2 separate regions of the Homo sapiens genome follow, and region 1 is linked to region 2. Evidence: chromatin loops called from intact Hi-C (ENCODE). Cell type or tissue: IMR-90. All regions are shown on one strand. Links, peaks and the distances in the headings refer to the core of each region. The heading gives the core; the rest is flanking DNA. Region 1 overlaps FLRT2 (fibronectin leucine rich transmembrane protein 2). Region 2 has its middle 170 kb from the start of LINC02305.

Evidence for each region. Hi-C counts contacts between places; a loop is a spot of excess contacts. Peaks named below come from ENCODE experiments on the same cell type or tissue, not always from the same donor. Only the 100,000 strongest peaks of a DNase experiment are listed, where the experiment ranks them.
Region 1: a loop joins it to region 2, with 3 times the contacts of the local background. A loop is called at or near these places in 3 of 110 quality-filtered maps.

The regions. Positions count from the first base shown.
Region 1 is chr14:85,535,214-85,538,033 of GRCh38, reverse strand. The region is part of intron 1 of FLRT2 (fibronectin leucine rich transmembrane protein 2); the gene reads right to left. Among named protein-coding and RNA genes, the nearest start is that of FLRT2-AS1, 5.0 kb to the right of the region's middle. In IMR-90, for the core only: a CTCF peak has its summit at 1,428; a DNase peak (open chromatin) is centred at 1,373; H3K4me3 peaks cover 968 bases; H3K27ac peaks cover 555 bases.
Region 2 is chr14:84,086,658-84,089,477 of GRCh38, reverse strand. No RefSeq gene overlaps it. Among named protein-coding and RNA genes, the nearest start is that of LINC02305, 170 kb to the right of the region's middle. In IMR-90, for the core only: no CTCF peak of the experiment used is centred there; a DNase peak (open chromatin) is centred at 1,297; H3K27ac peaks cover 606 bases.

The DNA of each region.
Region 1 (2,820 bases), core at 76-2,575, 1.4 Mb before region 2:
AAGATGTTTTACAGAACTTTTTCTGCATCATTAACTCTTCTGGAATCCTGAACACAACATGATGAATTTCCCTGAAAAAGTAGCTACTGTTTAATTTTGAATCACTTCAAAGAGCCACAGTAGAAGGAATCAAAGAAAACCAAAAACACCAGTAGATGTGAAATTCGCTAAGGAAGAAAAAAAAAAAACAAAACATGAAGGTTCTAACAGATTTTGACCATGTACTCAAAATACCACTGATTATTTTACTAGTACAGTGTTTTACTGTTCCATGAGAATGAAATAAGTCTCTGTATTCATCAGAACACAGGATATTTTTATTACAATATTTGTGTCATAGCCTTTAAAAAAGGAACATAGTTCAAACCTTGAAAAGAATCTCTGTCTTAAAATGGTTCTTGATGTATGTGTGTGTTGTGTGTGTGTGTGTGTGTGTTTTACTATAAACAGATACGTAATTGGAGGTCCTTTATTACTGAAAGGAGTAAAAGTATACTGATACGTCAATTCGCGACATGTAGTTTTAGAAGAAAGATATAATTGCACAAAAGCAATTTGGAGAGTAGAAAAAGTAAGAAAGTTGTCTGAAGTAAGATAATGGTTGTTTAACTTTAATAATAATAATAGCTAGTCTTAAAAAAGTCTTTTGTGTAAAAATTGCCCAAGGGAAAAGAAAGAAAACCTCCTAAAAATTCCATATCCCCAAATACCACTAGATCAAAAACCATCTGGAAAATGTCAGATAATGGTATCCACCCACCTAAGAAATTCAGTAAACTTTGTCTTCAATTAGCATTTGAAATAATCGGCTAAAATTGAAATTTCTATCTGAAAACCCTCACAAGACAAACCTGGATTAGGAATCAGATTTTTAAAGTCTCCTTAAAAGGACCATCTGTTTATAAATACTCTTCTCACACTCTTTGATCTGTACCATAAGTTCACAGTAGAAGCACAGCAGAATTTAAAGACATATACACACAGCTACCATGAAGTCTAGTTACCACATACATATTTTGAGCTCGTCTCAAGTTTCCCTTGTTATGTAAGCACTTAGGAGCAATAAAATTTCACTTACATTCAGCAGCATTGTGAGTCCCAAAACAATAGTCAGCCTGACTGTACAATCCCTTCATTGGCAGTGGATAGCTCTGGTGTTTTATTTATGTTGATCACACTGTCAATGCTATATGGAATAACCATTTAGTTGCCTCTCTATTAGTCCATAACATTTTTATTACTGTAATTAAATGTCATTATCCATATTGAACTCTGTATTAGAAAAATCAAATTAGGTAAACTGAAATATCCAGAAAGAACTACAGAACTGTTGGGATTCACCCCCAGCACCCTGACGTCATCTTCAGACTTTGATGAGAAGGAAAAAAAAAAAAAACCATGAGTATTCACTTCTCACAGATAGAGGTCACTAATGGACTGAATTTGAATCACTGTAGCAGAAATCACAAAGTTATTAAAGTAATCTAGTGAAAAAGGAACTCGAATTGAAATTAAAGATATCAAAAGATGATTATCCAGAAAAGTCTGACCTGAATACAAATATTACATCACCTTGACCTTTTTTGAATCTTCTAAACAGAGAGCAAAACCAAAAGCCGCTCGGCACCCTTGCTGTTTTTTAACTTCAGACGCTTCAGATCCCAGAAGCAGGAATTCTTCCTTGTAAAGTACAAAGCTCAAGAGTCAAACTAGATCAGATGTTCACACTGGGTCTCTACAGAATAAAGCTTCTGGACTTGTACATACTTGAGCCTTTCTTAAAACCACAGCTTCAAACTGGGAAAATATAAAGTTGTCTAAATCCTAAATCAAACTCTCCAGCAGGCCAGAATATAAATGTAACGGGCATCAGAGAAGGTTCAAATTAGATCCAGCCGGTCAAAGTCAAACTCGTATATGATCACATCATCTGAAACCTAACATACAGGAAAAGCCAGGACTGCTTTGGGGACTCCAGGGTAGCCCAGCATGGTGTCATTTGGGAATCTACTTTCTTCTGCTAAAAGCATCCCCTGGAATTTCTAAAACTGCAATGAAACTACTGAAGTGTTAAGACATGGGCTTTAAAACAACAACAACAACAACAACAACAAAAAAAAAAAAAAAAAAAAAAAAAAAAACAGCATTCCTTCCATGCTAGGTTTGTAATAGGTTCTGCTACAGTACAGCTAGCCCAATTCTTTTTACAATTTCTTGTATCTCTACTGGCAGAGACATGGAATAATGTTTGAAATTTCATCTTCCAACCTCCTCCAGTCAAAGATATTTGCAACTCAACATGACAGTATGGTGTTGCACTGTCTTCAGTGATTATTAAAAAATCCCTAAATGGTTTAACCCTATCCTGTTTCGGGCTTTCAAGGAGGGGAGGAAGAGAAGTAGTATTCTCAGACGCAATAACGCTGTGGAGAAAGAAGTAACTTTTCATGGTATGCGTATTACCTACAGATTGATTCTCTGCTAATATGGTGGCTGGTGGCTTGCCCGTCATAAGTAGCTGGCCCATGTTGTTCAGTAATGAAAACAAGTGAGAATCTAGTTCTAACACTTCAAATACGGACCTAAAATTTTACATTCACACTGAACAACCTAATATATCCCTGGACAAATGCCAATCTGCATTCTATTTACCTCAAAATGTTGTTGTTTTTTTTTTTTGGGGGGGGGCTTTTCATTGGATATTTATTAAGGTCATACCGGTTAAGTCTACAGATAATATCGGTCCGATATGGAAGCTAGCCTTCAGATTAGCTTTTGGTTGTGAGAAATTAGACATAATAAATTTAGCAATAAGTCTGT
Region 2 (2,820 bases), core at 38-2,537:
TGAATATATGTAATAGACCTAGATTTTATAGTAAACGTAACATTTAGTCTTAAGTCTAGTACTTCTTTCCATGTCCTAATTTCACAACTTTACCATACCCCAAAGCTCATATGGCAAGCTGAAGCACACCATGTCCTCCGTGAAGAGAAGGAACTTAGAAATCTGCAATAAAATTCAAAGTTGGTGGTGGTTAGACTTCGATGGGAAGTTTTAAACAATGCGGATTTTCTCTGGAGCAAATTATTCAAGTGGGAACTCTGCTAGAATTTATCAGCAATCTTCAGATATTTGACTCATGAATGAAAGACAGTGGGAGAAAATGATTGAGATGTGATCACAAGAAGAAATGGCCTTGGGCTTCCCTTGTCCTGCTCTTTTACCTTTGAGGTGTGGCTTGCTGATTATTTCTGCCCAAGCTGTTCTGTCATAAGGAGCCTAGTGCTCAAAGAAATTGAAGTAGGATCATAAGTACAAACCTAAGCTTTTGCTGGAAACACAACAAAAGGATGTAACCTCTTTAGAAATGTAGAGATCTATGAGTCTGGCTCATTCTAGACATTTTTATCTTGTAGAAAGTAGTGATGGTGGGCAAAGTCTCAGTTTACACCAAATAGGCCTAAGAAGACAGGTGAATATTTTACATGTTAAGAAGATTCCCACACTTGACTGTTCATGTAGTCCAGATGGTGACTACACAGCCCAAGAGACCAGTTAAAAAGCAAGGGGATCACCAACTATAACTCCGTATTCATAATTTTGTATCTCTGTTTACCAAACTATTTTAAAAACTGTAATATCAACATTAAAATCAATAAAATAACCACTTTAAAAAAGTTTAACTATGTATAATTACTAACTTGTTTAAATATTTCAAAAGGTTGTTGCTTTTTGCACCCCTTCTCATACAGAGGTAATGTGGGGTCCATGGCATTCTGAAATACATACATAGATGTATCCTTGCAATCTGTACTGATGTAATGCACACACACACACACACACACACACACATGCGCGCGCGCGCACACACACACACACACACACTCTCTCTCTCTCTCATGGCATCAGCAAGTTATCATTATCAGGCCATTTAGGCCAATATCTGAAATGGAAATAATGTTACATCATTTCCTGATTCTGAATCTCTTCAGAGGTACTATTAGACCTTCCAGTAAATGTGCATGCCAGACCAAAATAGAGACATGCAAAGCCAGTTCATGACTTATTTCCAGTAAGCAGAAATCTTACCTTTTAATTTCTCCAAATCACCGAGGGCAGTGCTCAGTGATACTGTACTGAAGATTTAGAGGAGTTGTCCAACAAGCAGCTACCCACACATGTTTTGAATTTCACAGATAAATAATTCAAAGTTTATCTGCGTACTTTCAAAGTTAACTTACAACCTCTGCCATATTCATGTTTTCATAACACTGCGGGAGTTTCCCAGGGAAGAACATATTTCTTCTCTGTTCCTATCATGAGGCTAGCATAAGTCAAATGAAAAACAAAACATTCAGAACTAAATTTGCGTAACTCGAACATTTATGTCATTCTTTAAGATATACAGTAGGATTATGTGGATTTAACATTATTGAGAATAAACATATATATTAAAATAATATTTAAGATCTTTTCTTCAACTGACTACTCTGCCTTCTTAAAATATGATCCATTTGGTCATGCTTCACACCGTAGAGAGAAAGATACCTCACAGGTCACGTTGTAGGATGTTAACAATTATTTAAATATTATTTTTGATGATACAAAAAAAAAAAGAGCCAAAGAGCCAAGTTTTCAAACTGTTCTCTGAATGTTAAGAATCCTGATTCCAATACCACCCTACTAACGGCTCACTCGTTGATTCTGCCCAAGATAAACGATCATTTTTTTATTCACCAACAAACAAAATATTTACACTATGAAAAACTTCCCTACTTCTGGCATTACTGTTTGTATCAGCTTATATGTGCTTAACTCTCAAACAGCTACATTTAGTTGACCTGCTAACCTAATATAGAGCTTGGCTTTGGAGAGAAATATCTAGAGGGCAGTTAGCTTAAGTTTTCACTTTTTACTACTGTTTGTGCTTTCTGTGGATGCTGTGTAGTATAGCAGGAAGAACACTGTTTTTGACATTAGTGAGAGCTAAGTTTGAATTCTTATACTGTTTAGCACTGACAAACAATTTTTGACTCAGTCTCTTCATCCATAAGATGGGGACAATAGCATCTATCTCCTTATTGAGACTATGAAATGTGATTAAATATGTGGGAGAACATACAGGCAACAGAGTGCTCAGAGACTCAATAATTGATACCTATCATTCTTGTTAAAAACTTTCTCACTGCCTGAAAAGTATATATGCTAACAAAATACATTAAACATTTTATTATTTAGCATTCAATCCTTTAATCTGCGGATTACTGAGTATGAATCGTACTCTTCTCTTATGAAGAACCGAGGTTTGTGTGAGCCAGTAGAATGGAGAACTTGATCTTGTGTGTCTCACTATTTCATCTCATCTATTTTATAGTTCTTCACTTTTGTCTTTCTACAAATGGCTGACAAAGCACAAATTGAGTCTGTTGACAATATCATTGATGTGATGTTTCCCCAGCTATGATAACCTATAACCAGAGAAATTATATCATCCTGAAAATTTCATTTCATTTAATTGGCAGGTGGAACACTTAAGTCATTTGCCACCAACCTTTTTAGAATTTGATAGACATTCGAGGGCACTGAGGTTATCTAACAGAAAAAAGAAACGTCATTCATTTGAATTTTTTTAAACTTAGTCACAGAAAGCCTTGGTTAACAATT